2 separate regions of the Mus musculus genome follow, and region 2 is linked to region 1. Evidence: chromatin loops called from intact Hi-C (ENCODE). Cell type or tissue: left cerebral cortex. All regions are shown on one strand.

Region 1 (8,000 bases):
CAGTTTATTCACAAGTGATAAAACGGCTCTTTTATCCTACACCTCTAGCCAGTTAAAAATCTATTCTTACAGCTGAAAAGAACAGGGAATGATCATTTAACTCCATACTCAAGAATGTCCAAATGGAGATAAAGAATCAGACTCAAAGGCTGTAAAAATCAGTCACAAAGCGCTGAAAGAGATTATTCATGACTGTAATTGTCGGTTGTCACAGCAACATTGGTGCAGGCACACTGAATGCAACCTCTGTCTGTCACTTCAATGCTTTAGGTAGCTTAACTCTTTGTTTCTCAGTGTGTCATCAAAATTTTAGGACAGTGTGTCTCAACTTAAAATTATCTGCTGGCATTTCTCAGGAAAGGTCTTAGATCCAGCTAGTGTCCTTTAAAAAATAAACCCCAAAGCGAGGTCCCACTTGAGAACATGTTCTAAGTGTCCGTGACAAGCAACAACTCACATCTGTCATCCAGTGAGTCTTCCACCACCACCCACACCTGTCACCTAGCATGGGCCATCCTCCACCACCCACAGCTGTCTCCCTCAGAACATACACCCATGCTGAGGCTGGGAAGCACCTCGGGCATTCAATATACAGATACACTTGAAGGCCATCATAAAGTCATGGGAGGGATAATAAACACTAATCTGAGCCGTCAGAGGACCTGGGCCAGAATTGGAACCAGAGAAGGCGCTAGCCCAGTGATTTTCTTACTCTGCCATTGCTACCAATACAGATGATGGGCTGCAGCTGTGTTAAAACCATCGTGATGCTGTTTTGAATTTCATTTTTGTTCTGTTTTGGGGAGGAAAGAATAGGTAAGGATTTTGGAGACAAGCTCTTACTATGTAGCCTAGGCTAGCCTCAAACTCACAATCTTCCTGCCTCAGACCCTTAAATGTTGGGATTTTAGGCAGGCGCCACCATGCCTGCCTTGAAAAGCTGATCCACATATAACTAAGAGGCAAATAGAACTGAAAGAATGTTGCATACTTTGGCGTGACAATAATCAGCTAAAGCTTCCTCAAATTCTACATTCTTTAAAGAAATAAAGTGGTTCACATAGGCCTGGAACGACAAACAATATTTCAGTTTTGACAGTTACCTTGCTTTTAATAAAAATACCCATTTGTTACTATTTAATGTTGGGAGGAAAGATAGATAGATAAATGTTGAGTGATGAGATTCACACACACACAACAGCTTTCCTGAAAGACCAGTGTAACATGCTGGAGGTGGCCAGACTGTGGGAAGCTCACAGGTTGCATGGGAGCAGTGGACTGGCCTGGAAAGCAACTCACCTTTCAGACTAAGCAAAAATCCAACAAGGTCTATTTATAAGGAAAATCGCTAACAAAATACATGTGCTCAGTTCTTCAGAGTTGTATATACTTTTCATACAATCTCAGTAACGAAAAGGATCTATAGGGAAACCAGCACCAAGCATATGGTATTTACCCATGATCCCAGCACAGAAGGATCCCAAACTCAAGCCAGCCTGAACTTATAGCAAGTTTGACGTGAGCCTTGACTACACAAGACCTTGTCTAAACTACACAGGAAAAAACAACAAAAGCTATGCTTGGGATAGAATTTTATTCAAATAATAACAACTTGGAAAGAAGTTTAAAATACATGTGTGTAGGAGAACTGAAATTTGTTTCCTTCTTGTGCCTCTGGATTTGGTTTTAGAGAACATTCATGGGTAAAAACAAGCAAGCAAGCAAACAAACAAATAAATAAACAAGAAATAATTTAGCTCAGGTTCCCCTATCCTTAAACCTATTATGATAGATAAGAAATACATGTAAACTGTGTCAAAATTGTAACATTTTATATCCATATACTAGCTTTAATATATGAAAAGGGTTCATATATGAAAATTATACATAATTTCATATACAGATAAAGGATAGATAATATCTATGAAATGAAACTCATTTGCAAACTTGGTGACCTATAAAGAGAATATCTTGTGTATTGTATGGATGCAACACCTGTCAATTATAAAATCCTATGGGGAAAGGGTAGAATAGAAGGTGGAACATTCCAGAGGCAAAAAGAATTCTGGGATAGCACCAGGCATGGGAGATTCACCCTAGAAGGTGTGGCAAGATGGTACTTGAGCATAGGTAAGCAGCCACATGGCAGAATGTAGATTAGAGTAAATGGGTTGTAAAAAGTTATGATCCAGTCAGAGAAGAGCCTAGCTATGTGAGCAATGTATTAGTGAATCTATTCTGAGTCCAAGTCTTCCTCCTGAGAGCACAGGGCTGGAAGGAAGAACCAGGACCACACTTCTACAGTGACCTGTCTATAATAAGTCGTTTAGCTTAGCCTAATTCTGGAGACACATTAAAACATAAAAGTCACCATGGCTAACATGGATCAGAATGAAATTACTTTTCTTATTAGGGTTGTGTTTTCCAATATTTCAAAGCCTGGTATAAAGTTCAAATGTCAGGAGAAAACTCTTGTCTAGTACACTTCATTGTGTAACTTTTGTGGGAGGAGTCGTTTGGTTTGGTTTGGTTTGGTTTTTTTGGGACAGGGTTTCTTTGTGTATCCTAAAACTAGCTCTGTAGACCAGGCTGGGCTCAAACTCATAGAGATCCACCTGCCTCTACCTCTTGAGTACGGGGATTAAGAGGAAAGCCACCACCACTGCACACACGAATGACCTTTCTAAGAGCTGAGAATTGCTAATTATATTTTCTTTAAAAGTCCTTTGTTGATCTTACTATTTCTGTTAGTTCTCAAGTTTTGCCATACTTAGAAAGGGCTGGTGGTTCTTGGCTAAAGGGAGAAACAGCAGCTCAGCTGGTTTCTATACCTGTCGCCAAGAATGCAACCAAGCGCTGAGTAGGGGCTGAAGCAGGAGGACTGCTGCAAGTTTGAAGCCAGGGTTACAGACAAGACCCTGTCTCAAAACAACGAAAGACTCTCCAAGTGCTAGGGGCTTCATCTCTTTCTCTCAACCTCATCTCTTACATGCTGGGCCTTTTCCTTGCTTTCTTTCTTAATTTTTTTCCATAAATACACACTTGCCCAGTCTCACTTGCTTCTCTAGCCATCCATTTATTTGTTTCCACTGCTCCTCCTCCTCCTCCTGTCCATTAGGCTGATAAACTGTATCCCGGGAGGACTGACTGCAGTGGCCCCTCTCAGAACTCTGAGTGCTTTTCTCCTTTTGTACCAAAATGAAAGGGTTAATTCCTTCAGATAGTGGATAGTTCTCATCTGCTATCTTTGGGCACTTGTCAATGGCTAAGCAACTTTCAGAGTCAAGGAAATCATAAACTGCTCATCAGATGAAGGGCACGGGCAGCCGAAGCAGAAGGAGCAGGGCTAGCTTTAAGCTAAGACAGCCAACTTTTAAAAATGCATCTTATGAGTAAGAAAAGGAAAAATATGTTAAATCTTCATTTTAAAATGCAATTTTAGAAGGAAGCCCTAAATATAGACTCTCCCATCTTGACACCATAAAGTGCCAATAAACCTGTCCCGTGCTATAAGTGTGAACAGCACTCCAGGGCTGTTTCTGAAGAGACCAAAAGCAGCGCGGTTATCAACGTTACTTGGAAATCTTACTCACTGGATCTAATTTTTATAATGAGTGTAAAACTATTCTGCTTGCAGCTCAACAAAGATTTGTCCACTGTAAATTCTATAACCGCAATTTACAAAGTAATGCTAGATCTTGGTTCACAGCCGTTTCCCCCTCTCAGACCCACTTCTAACAGGAGATCCCTAAGCATGCTAGTTTTTAAAAATGAGAATAAAATTGCTTGAATCACCATGAAGATAGGATAAGATAGTTTCCTTATTAAAAGCACTTTTTTTGCACCAAATTTGCACAAAAAATTAGTCTATAATGCTTTAATTTCAAGCTCAAAACCCAAAATTATTTTCTTCTTCCTCTAGGCAAAAAAAGGACCTTCCTTCCCCCACTAAATTAATTCCAGTTGAGAAACAGATCAGGAAAGTCCAACATGAGGAACGAATCACAATGCCAATTTTCTATAGTTCTGGGCCTGCAACAAGCGATATGACAAGAATGACAAATACTTGGGCATTTTGCCCTTGAGTCTTAAGAACTGCCTCTCTCCCCCCAAAATGTGGCACCCTCCTCATCCAAGTTCCCTTACTCTCAGGCATCCAGCTGGGGAGATTTTCAATTCACCCCTTGGTTTATTTAAGACTGAACCATCTGGTCAACCCCAATCCTGTATCTAAATTGTTGCCTATTTCATTCAGGATCTGCTGATGGGATGACAACATCTCCCGGGAGAACAGCCAGGCCGTGCAGAAGCAAATGGAGCATGACAATGCCAACCAGCAGGGCCAGGGATTGCAGTGCCACTGGAGGATACTTACACTTGTACAGCAGAGAGTCTCCATGCAGCAAAAGGAAAGGGAAAAAAATATGAATGGAAGAGAGACAAAGCAACAGCGTCACAAGGGAAAGGGAGGGAGGGAGAGCATTTACAAACAAAGTAGAAAAAGCTAAAATACATAGAAAGCCATTGCAGCAAAGGGACAGGGTGAGAGTGGTGCCAAGTTAACTGCACAAAGCATCCAGTCTAGCTTCTAATAAGCAATAGCACAGTTACAGCTTGAGAGCTGCAATGTTCTTCCATACAGATTTGAGCTCTTTTTCTAAGTATGCCTCCAAATGCACAGCGACATCGTCACCTGCCAGGGCGCTCCGTGGGCAGACTACTGGACAGTTGTTAGAAAACCCCCGCACAGGTCTCTCCTTGTGCCCTTGCAACAGTGTGAGGACTGGCTATCTTTGGATAAACATGGATGTCTCCTAAAAGCCCATTTATATCCCTCTTTGCTCTTGCTGCCTTTCGGGAGATAAACACTTGTAATTCTCTCACTCCCTCAGTTATCAAAGCTGCTTACAGATCTGATGCTGGAATCTTACCCAGTCGACCAGTCAAAGTGCAGCTAAATATTTTCTGGTGGGAATTACCATTTTACATCCATTAACTCTTCATTCATTGGTCATCATTGACAGCTTTTAACATATCTCATTATTTTTAATTGATTTTAAAAGTTGTACTTGAGTCATCAAAGTGTTTGACAATAGCATGAGGTGACAGAGGATCCTTCTGAGGTTTCCAGAAGGCATGCTGTGTGGAAGTCTCCTTGCTCTGCCTCTCTGAGGCTGCCTTTTTCTTAGTTCTGTATTTTATGCTCAACATAAAATGAAATGAAACTACAGAGCTCCTCAGGCTGCTTGTGTAAACAGCGTGCATCGCTGCAGAGGAAAGGGAGGCTGAAAGGAACAGCCATTCCTCATGACCACCCCTGCCATCATGGGCGCACGCACACACACACACACACACACACACACACACACACACACACACACACACACACACACAGGCTTTCGCTGGCAAGGCTGGGAGAAAGCCTCACCCTCAGAATTCTAATTTTATACTCACTAAGCATTTTTCTTCAAACATGGTTTATTTTATGACTTATCAAGTGAGCACACACACACACACACACAAAATCTTTGCTAAGGAGAAAGAATAAAAAATATACTTTCAAATCTTCAATTGCCATGCCTGTGTTAACACATAAGCCCCCAGAGCATCCACAGAAGTGGGATTATAGCTCTTGGTATAAGGAGTGAGTCTCAGAGATCATCTTGGGCTTTCCCTTTCTGAAAGGTTAATTCATCAAGACAAGTCCTCTGCCCCAGCTACACACTCAATGATGATAACAAGTAACACTGAATAGTCTTTTCATTGGTTCATTTCCTAAAGTGACAGTCCGAATGAAGAAGGGAACCCCAGCAATCAACAACTCAACATCTAGACAAGGTGAAGAACACTCACTCTTATATCTCTATGTCTTTGAAACTCATTTAGGCTGCCCTGATGTTACCATCTCTACACTAAGTCAGGAAGGAGTTGCAAGCAGAAAGAGGCATCCAAGAAATGGGCTCAAGCTCTGGATCTCCCATTGGCTTAGTTATGGAATCTGAGGAATCAGGCTGGTTTTCCAGTTTAAAATAAACGATTGTGAGGATTAAATAAGATACAGATTATGAAATGTTTACTACAGCACCCACCGGCCATGCTGCACCAAGCTGGCCTCACTGGCTTCAGTGGATGGCCCTATGTGTGAATATAACCATTTCCTCCTTTTCTTTCCAAAGGGAAGACTAGGGTTGGGAAAGATTAAGTAAAAAGTTGTTTTGTTTTGTTTTGTTCTGTTTTTCACTGAGAAATATCTGGAATGATCTAAAAAACCCACTGTTGGGGAATGAATAAATGAAACAGACAGGAAACACTGGTTTATAGATGCAAGGAGGAATGGCAGCTAAAAATAGAAAACCACATAAAACGAGCGGCATGATGAAATTGGCAAACAATGTTCACCAAAGAGTTTCAGGAAGATACACATTGGTGTGCCAGCTATGTCCATTCTAAGGTCCACACCATGAGCTAGCTGCTCATGAACAGATGTATGCATAAACATTGAAAACAACTGTCCCTTCACACTGTGATGGTGCCCATGGGAAGAGGAAGGAGAGAAAGATAGCTGGTCACAGTGGCTGAAGGTGGCCACTATGCTATCTGTAATGCTTAAGCTTATTTAAGATTTCACAAAGATTACAGAATACCTACTGCTTGTTGGTTCCTCTTGGAGAAGGGACAGAATGGAGGTAAATTAAATAAGCTCCCCACTGAGTTTGTGTTCCAGTGCATACCTTTAGATAAAAGATGCTGGCCTGTCACCAGCTGGCTCATGGGAGCTGGGAATATGATGAGCATTTGGCACTGAAGAATATTTTTAATAATGGTCCTGCTTGCTCCCACTCGCAAACTAGAATTATCTTAGAAGAGGGAACCACAACTATAGGCAAGCCTGTGGGGCATGTTTTTAATGAATGGTTGATATAGAAGAACCCAGCACATTGCAGGTGATGGCACTACTAGGCAAGTGGTCTGGGGTGTAGAAACAAGTAAGCCCAACAAGTCACAAAGAACAAACCAGTAAGCAGCACTCCCTCATCACAGCTTTGCTTTAGTTCCTGACCCAACTTTCCTCAGCCAGTGATGGAGTGTGACCTGAGACCTGTAAGCTGAAATAAACCCTTTCCTTCCCCCCAAGTTGCTTTTGATCATGGTATTGTATCACAGCAATAGAAAGACAAACTGCTTAGCAACACCTCAGAATGTTTGTTCAGAACCAAGTCTAATCTATGGAAAGGACACATGGAGTTACTCCCTAGGAGCTCAACAGAAGGCTCCAGATACTACCTGTAGGACCACCTTCTGCTGGGAATTAATGATAAAATGACCCAGTAGATCAAAAGAGTTTGAGGGTTTAAAAAGTGATGTACTGTAATAGGCAGGAAGAAATCTATAAACTTCTTAAAATGACTCAGGGTTGTTTTACATAAGTATTTTTTTTTAATACTACTGTTAATTCAAAAATTTCCAGAGAAGTTGCCTTCCAACACTTAGGGTACAGTATTCTCTAGAACCAAGAACTTAATATCAACTTCAATGGTGTTAGTGCTTATCCTACTTAGCAATCTTTTGTCAGACATTTAGCACTTCCTTAGTAAGACAGCAAATTTGACTTCACGGACTGGCCCAGTCCAGGTAAGATGAAGGGAAAACTCTCTGAACAACAGGTGACAGACTTCAAGTGCAGCAGCCTGAAGTGGGACCCCAGACAGCAAAGGGCTGCCCCAGGCTCACACATTCCAACTACAAGAAGATGATTTACCCTTACGATAACTTTGTAAGTGAGGTTAGAGTGTAAGCTGGAGGTGTCTGGCTGGAGGTAAGCACTTTTTATAAGTTAATGGCCAACAAGTTTATTATAGCATCTGTTATTATAAACCCCTGGGATTTTGTAGCTACTTTTTGCTAGACAGGGTATATGCAGCCATGGTTGCTCTAGAACTTGGTAGGTACACTAGGTTGGCCTCAATGTCACAAAAGTCTTGCTGGGCTCTGCCTCCAGA
Region 2 (8,000 bases), 110 kb after region 1:
CTGTAAAGACCCACTCTGTGCATAGGTGTCCCCAGTTCACGCTTTGGAGTTGGGCTGTGTAATAGCCAAGAAAGCTGCTGAGTGAGCGCTAAACAGAAATGGACTCATTTCATCCTGCTCTTCTCTGCGGCTGCAATATGACCAGCTGTTTCAAGTTCCTGCTGAAGATTGACTGCAACTCAGAACTGTGAACTACAAAAGCCTTTTTCTCCCCTAAACTACGTTTTGGTCTGGATATTTTGTTACAGCAACAGAAATGAAATGCGTACACAGGGTCTCTTGTTCACTACTGAGAGCACTAGGCTAGCTGACCCAAAATCCTCCAAGGACTCACCTATCTATCTCACACTAGGATCCCTGCAGCATTTAGCTCTCTTAATGCAGCTTCTGAGGATCTGAACACGGTCTTTGTCCTCACATGGCAAGCACCTTATCCACTCAGCGAGCTACACAGAATGCTATTTTTCCCAATCAAGTCATTCAAAAATACTTATAGCATGTTTTTATTATCAGCATCACTAGGCAGATAATGACAAACTGATTTTCACCAGTATGTGCATATATCAAAGGAGAAACTTCCCCAAACACAAGAAAGTTGTAACAAAAAAAGTATGTGAATGTGTGTGTGCATATATGTGCAAGTTCCCCCTCAGGCCAGAGGCATTCTACCCCACTGGAGCTGAAGTTACTATGAGCTGCTCAACATGCCTCGTGGGAACCGAGTCTGTGTCCTTTCCAGGAGTAACACGTACTCTAACTGGTGAGCTATAGCTCCAGCCCCTGAAATAAGCTCTTCTAAGCTATGTCCACAGTAAATGTCAGGGTATTTTCCAAACATGAACTTTAGCCTTTGGTACACAGAGGCACCTTCTGTGGCAATGGGAAAGCTCAGAGAGTGCTCATTCCCTTGTAGAAGGATTCTCCAAAGGTTACCTTTGTCCTTAAGTGACATCAACGAGTGACAGCCCTGAGAATAGGAAAGGGACAAAGAAAAAGGGGGAAGATGGGGCTTACCTGTGCTCGAGATGACTGAAGTCCTGTAAATTTAATTCCCTGGTGTCTTGTGTCAGATAAATTGTATCCACATCCTATTTAAAGCAAAACCCAGTTAGAAAATTAATCACATACATACAAGGAAGCCAGACAACCACAGAGAACTGGATAGGGACACAGGCAGGTTTTTGAGTAATCTGAGCATGAAAGATAATAATTGAAATGGATAAAATAAAGAAGCCGGGTGGTGGGGGAGGGGAGGGGACGTTAGCACATCCGTGGGGGAGGGGAGGGGACGCTAGCACCCTGGTAAGCAGGCTGACTTACCCACTGCACTTCTTCCTTGTATGAAAAGCCCAGCCAGTCGCACACACAGGCATACATCTGAGAAAACCCACCTGAAGCATGAAGCAGAAATGTTGATATCGACAGGTTTGCAGCAAAACAATTGTTACATCACAGTTCTACAGCTTCAATCTGGCAGCTGTTGGCAATCAGGTTATCTTTCCCATCTAGAGAAGCAGCAAGGATTCTCCCCAGCTCCGTGGTGCATACGCAGCAGGCTGCAGCGGGGCTTAAATATAGGACTTCTGTCCACCAATCTAAAGTCTGCATGCTAATTACACCTTGAACTAATTGTACCTCTACAGTAGCATACCGGGAATAGACTCGGCTTCCTGGCAGGGGGATGGTCATCCAACCCCTTACATTTTAGTTGAAAATGTATGCTCACCACAGGGGCCTGGCTCAGCCAAGGTCTGGCTGTCCCACAGGGCCTGGAGACTGGCCAGACGTTCAGATGGCTCCATGGAGACTTTCTTCATGATTCTCCTGAAAGGTTAATGCCAACAACACATTTCAAAGCTCATGGTTTTGAAATATAGATCTTATTTTGTACTCTGCCTCTTTTGTTTGCTTTAAACAAAGATGGGTGTCACTTCAACTACAGCCAAAACTATTCTTTGACTTGCTTCCTCTTGAAGATTCAGGCATTAAAAAATATTTTCCATGTTGTTCTCTGATGTAAAATTTTGTTACAATACTTAAAAAATAGTGTTCTAGGGTTAGGGGTAATGGGTGTGGCTCGGTTGGTAGAGTATTTGCCTAGCATGCAAATCTCTGGGTTCTGTCCCCAGTGACACAAAAGCTAGAAGTAGCAGAATGCACCTGTATTACAGTGAGGAGGACATAGGGGAGGACAATGAGGAGGACACAGGGGAGGACGGTGAGGAGGACATAGGGGAGAACAGTGAGGAGGACACAGGGGAGGATGGTGAGGAGGACATAGGGGAGAACAGTGAGGAGGACACAGGGGAGGATGGTGAGGAGGACATAGGGGAGGACTGTGAGGAGGACACAAAGGAGGATGGTGAGGAGGACATAGGGGAGGACTGTGAGGAGGACACAGGGGAGGACTGTGAGGAGGACACAGGGGAGGATGGTGAGGAGGACATAGGGGAGGACTGTGAGGAGGACACAGGGATGGATGGTGAGGAGGACACAGGGAAGGACAGTAAGGAGAACACAGGGGAGGACAGTGAGGAGGACACAGGGGAGGACAGTGAGGAGGACAGTGAGGAGGACATAGGAGAGGACAGTGAGGAGGACATAGGAGAGGACAGTGAGGAGGACACAGGGCAGGACGGTGAGGGGGACACAGGGGAGGACAGTAAGGAGGACAGTGAGGAAGACATGGGAGGGCAGTGAGGAGGACACAAGGGAGGACAGAGGGGAGGGCATAGAGGAGGATGGTGAGAAGGACACAGGGGAGGACAGTGAAGATATCACAGGAGCAGATAAACACCTCAATGAAAATGAAGGCCATGTTTGTTTGTTGGTTTGTTTGTTAGTTGGTTTGTTTGTTTTTCAAGACAGCAAGCTGAACAGCTAAGAATTTTCTCCTGGATCCTTCTGGGGCTCAAACACTTCAAGAGAAAAAAAGAGCCACCCAGGAGGGCATATCGGAGAAACAGTGGGGGCACAGCAAAGCCTTCCTGCAGGGATGGGCACTGTGGACCTGGTAGTTAAGGTGCAGAGAGCGTGGAGGGGAGAGGGAATCAGACCTGTGCAAACATGAGACCACTGAAAAAGGCAACTCCAAGGTTGGGAGCAGAAGCTTACACCCGCAGTGTCTAGGGACTGGGGAGGTGGAGGCAGGAAGATCAGGAGTTCAAAGCTATTCTCTGCTACAAGGTGAATTTAAGGCCACCTTTAGTTACATGAAGCTTTGTCTCTCCCAGAGACTGAAAGGCAGAAAAAGAAAAAGAAAAAGCCCAGACCCAGGCACTTCCAAGGAAGACAGTAATAAAAGAACCAAAGGTTATGCCATCAGAAAGGGATGGCTAAATGACTAGTGCACCATGGGAACTGATGCTCAAATGTGGGCAGTGCCACAAAGTCGGAGGTGGGGCGGGGGTTGGGGGCTGGAGGGGATCTGCTGGAAAGTGAGCACTGTTAGTAACTCAGAGCTATGATATAATGTGAGTGTGAAACACTACACTTTGGTGTTGTGTTAGTTTCTGAGGCTTTGCCATTGGCAATTTTTGCATATACATAAATAAAGCCACCCAATCTGCTTGGCCCCTTCTGCCTGAGACTGCCTCTATTTCTGGCATTGCTTGCTTTGTTTTGTTTTGTTTATCTTTTTGTCCCCCCCTCCCCCCCATGTAACATACTCCATGAGAACCTACATCCTCACCAGAGGTCAGAGAGACACTCAATCTTGAAATTTTACCCACCAAAATGTGAGCTTAACAACCTCTTTTCTTTGCAAAGTGCCCTGCCTAAGGTCCTTTGTTACGGTAACAGAAAACTAATTATGCCAAAAGCATTCTATGAACAGGAGAGGAAAAAACCTAAAATAAGCAGACAGCAGAGGTTTCTACTTCAAAAGCGGTGCAGAACACTCCTACCTGGGGGTAAGGGGAGGCGAGTAAGAAAAAAGAGGCAGCTGGTGCAGAAGCCCCATGAGCGGCTCAGCACAAGCATCCATCTGGGCTTTCAAGCAGCTTCACTTTTTCAACAGTTCTCACCTTCCTTTTTAGCTGAGATGTCAGAAGCCAAAAGAGTCTCGAAAAATACGTGCATGCATTTCCATAAGAGATAAAGAGCTAAGCTCACAGAAGGTAGGAGCTGTTGCTTCTGCTCTAGCCCTGTGTACTATGTGTGAGAGGAAAACCCGTTGACATGTTTTCTGCCTTCAGCTAAATGACAGCACAGAGCAGCCATGTGCATCCCAGCTCACAAACACACAAACAGAAGTATAAGCCAGACACAGCATTTGCTACGAGAGAGAGCAGGTGTCCTTCCTGAGCGCCTCGCTCCCATCCTAGACTCCTCGTTGGCTCGAGTAATGAACCAATGGTGGGTGGGACACACTTAATTTACAGGAGACTCAAAAGTTGCTGTGTGTGTGGCAAAACAAAAACAAAAATCAAAACACTCCAGGGAGCATATCAGTTCTTCACGAGTGTTTCACGGTAAGCTGCTGGCATGGAAATATCTGAATTATTTTAATAACTGAGTTAAAACTCTAACCCACTGTGAATCCAAAAAGTAACTGACTTCAACAATAACCATTTAAGCATCTTTTATAACATTTATTTGGCATGAAAGGTGTGTGTGTGTGTGTGTGTGTGTGTGGTATGTGTGTATGTGTGTGTTTGTGTGTAGGTACCACATGAGATATAGAGGGTTAGGGGACAATTTATGTGAGCCAGTTAGTTCATCCTTTCACCATGGAACCAGGATCGAACTCACATCAACAGGCTTGGCAGCAAGTGTTTTTACCTGCTGAGCCCTCTCATCAAGCCCAGTCCATGTTTTCATGATGTCATCCAGAGCAAGCTCATGCTGTCTGCTGCTACTTTGGAAAGTGAGGGGAATGTCAGACTGGTAAAACACATTCTTTTTCGGGGAATAGGGTTATTTTGGGTTTGGTTTTTTTGTTTTTTGAGAAAGGGTTTCTTCTATGCAGCTCTGGCTGTCCTGGAACTTGCTCTGTAGACCAGGCTGGCCTCCAACTCAGAGATCCAGCTACCTCTGCTTCCCAAGGGCTGGGATTAAAAGCCTATGCCACCACCACCCTGAAGTAAAATACTTTCTTTTCCATATAAATTCCTCTTAGAGCTGTTTTCTTTAAAGTAACTGCATTTTCTCACCAGATTTATCAATGTTTGTCTTCATAGAGAAATTCACAGAATCATTTTGTTTAGTAGTAAAGAGTACTGCTGTAATATACCAAACTTAACAGCCAGTCCTTAAAAGTATCACACTCATGAAAAGATCATGAAGCATGCCAAAACCATATCACATAGCCACTGCGCTGCTCTGACTTTGCTTGTCAATATAGAAAATAAACATTTTTTAAAATGAAGAAAAATATTATATTTAGGTAAAGCCAAAAATTCAGATTTGAAAATTAAAGTTTCATTTGTTTCAAACAGATATATTGGCGGGCTGTTCTTTTGTTTGTTGTTGAGACAGGTCTTGCTGTTGTATCAGGCTGGCCTTGAACTTGAAACACCTACCTCCATCTGCAGAATACTGTGACTGCCACAAGCTTGTGGCCAGTCTGAGCTACAGTGTTTTGGGGGTGTCAGGAAGAGTGCCTCCTATATATTAGGTACTAGGGACTGAGGAACAAACCTGGTGACAACCAAAGAGCTTAAGGGTAAAGGAGACAGCACGAGCAGGCATGGCCTGTAGCCTACTCCTCTTACCTTCTCATGACACACACATTTAATTCAGCTCTCTGCACTAAAGAGTATGCTTGATCACACCCTGCTCAGTCACCCGCTCTGTTTTTCTCTAGAACTCGCTCAAGCCATGGGCTTTAATATCACCCATTTTCAACACTGACAAACATTCCCTAAAATCCCTCAGGGCCCTCAAGCTACTTCCTATTCAGCAGTTCTTCAAAGTAACACTTCCCTGAGAACATATCCACTCTCTCACTCCTGAGCAATCTGGACAGTCCATGTGAGCCTACGGAGGGAGTTTCATAATCAGGCATAATAGAGCTAGTCAGGAAGGAAGCCTTCATGGAAAGGATTGGAAGTGCAAGCCTCTGTCCTATTCTGAAATAGGCTGAACATGTAGGAAAGTAACAGTCTTCTGGGCCGGGCTATACAGTTTCAGCTTTATCAGGAATCGAGCCGTCAGACAGTTCTGCAAGACACAGATAGCACTTGAGTCATACAAAGATAACTGCTATCAGTATGGAGTGCTGCTTGCACAGAAAAGCAAGGTCATAAGACCAGTTACAGAGATGCCTCAGAGGAGAAAGCTACACGGTCTGAATTTAGGCAAGGGAAACGAAAAGAAAGACAAAGGGCCCAGCCAAGACTCACCTAGATGACACCAAGAGCCTGGTAACTAGCCCATGGCTCCCTTTTCATGAGATCACGAACAACAAAGCCAATCTGTGCGTGATAAGGGCAGGGTTTTCTTTTTTAAAGGGTAAGATAAACAGTTCTTTGGGGATAGATTGAGTGTATGTAGCTTGAGGTCACCCCTATGGAGACGTGTGCCTGCCATTGAAGGGGAGAATGCAGGTCACAGGCAGGGAAATGTCAGGGACTAAGTAGCCAATGCTATACCAAAGCTGCCTAGCTACAGATGGGCAGCTACATGATGTTACACTGAAAATACTATTCTGTACTAAGTGCTCTCAGGAAGGAAAAACAAACAAACAAACAAAACAAACAAACAAACAAAACAGAAAACAAAAATAGGGCTAGAGAGATGGCTCAGCAGTTAAGAGCACTGACTGCTCTTCCTGAGGTTCTCAGTTCAATTTCCAGCAACCACATGGTAGCTCACAATCATTTGTAATGGGATCCAATGCCCTCTTACTGGTGTGTCTAAAGACAATATACTCATCAACTACACATCAAATAATATATAAATCTTTAAAAACAAACAAAAACAACAACAAAATACATCCAAATCCAAAATTAAATTGGTAATATCCGCACACTTGAATGAGGTGGAAATTTCTGGTTTCTTTGAAGACTCAATTGTGTCATGTCATGTTTTTCTGTAAACTCTCCTATGAAAGGACGTTTTGCTGAGAAGAGCTAAGTGGTGTTTTTCTAGAAGCAGCCTGGAAAAAGGGCACTTGATGTTCTGTTAGAGCAGGCACTTGAGAGAACACGTTTGGAAAGGGTATAAATATTTCACAACAGACAGTGGACAGCACTGTGTGGTATTGGTTCACCTTGGCACTCTTTGTTGGTCATCATTTCTCATAACTTCATAGAGAGAAATGCACCAAAGAACTTCTGGTGGTATTCTGGCAGCTTCTTGTAGATTGGATTCACCCCAAAGAACTATTTCTAAACAGGTCCACATCCTCCTTTGCCCTATTAACCTTTCCTTTCCACTACCTCTGGTGGGTGGTGGGCTAGAAGGGAAGTTAAAGCATTTAAGTACACTTATTTAAAATGGTTTTGAAAAATATAAGCCTACACCTGAACTCCTAGGAATTTAATAAACAAATAAATAAGTACTGAAGAAAATGGAGGGTCTCAACGCAGCACATGGGAGCCTAAGGCAGAAGAATGTTGATTTCAAAGTTCAATGCCAGCTCAACTATATAGCGAGACAAAAAAGGAAAAGGGGCGGGAGGCAGAAGGAAGAAAAGAGGGGCGGAGCTAGGAGTGGGTGGAGGGATGAGGAAAGGCAAGGAAAGGAAGAAGGTGAGAAGGGGGAGGGAAAGAGGGAGGGAGGAAAGGAGGGAGGGAAAGAATCATAGAAACTCCAACCCTGCTCTGAAGAACAGGTATCCTAAGCCCTTATTAAACACATTGCAGTTGCTTATTTCATCAGGGCTCATCTGGCATGAAGGGAGGACATTACAAGGAAACACATGTACAAAGAACATTGCTGAAGCCAACACCCAGGCAGGAAAGGGAAAGGAGCTTCTCGAGCTAAGAAGCAAGAGTCCCACACAATTAACAACTGCTTAAAGCCTCTCTCTCTTCCCTGCTGAAACACTGAGATCT

The links. Hi-C counts contacts between places; a loop is a spot of excess contacts. Peaks named below come from ENCODE experiments on the same cell type or tissue, not always from the same donor. Only the 100,000 strongest peaks of a DNase experiment are listed, where the experiment ranks them.
Region 2: a loop joins it to region 1, with 2.9 times the contacts of the local background. A loop is called at or near these places in 1 of 42 quality-filtered maps.

The regions. Positions count from the first base shown.
Region 1 is chr13:24,045,268-24,053,267 of GRCm38, forward strand. The region is part of intron 30 of Carmil1 (capping protein regulator and myosin 1 linker 1); the gene reads right to left. Among named protein-coding and RNA genes, the nearest start is that of Scgn, 58 kb to the left of the region's middle. In left cerebral cortex, a CTCF peak has its summit at 4,355; DNase peaks (open chromatin) are centred at 3,491, 4,256, 4,588, 4,873 and 1 more place; H3K27ac peaks cover 2,270 bases.
Region 2 is chr13:24,153,664-24,161,663 of GRCm38, forward strand. Carmil1 (capping protein regulator and myosin 1 linker 1) reads right to left here. Exons shown (of 38, transcript NM_026825.3): 6 at 1,727-1,824; 7 at 1,321-1,391; 8 at 1,015-1,088. Among named protein-coding and RNA genes, the nearest start is that of Gm33573, 22 kb to the right of the region's middle. In left cerebral cortex, no CTCF peak of the experiment used is centred here; DNase peaks (open chromatin) are centred at 3,994 and 5,950.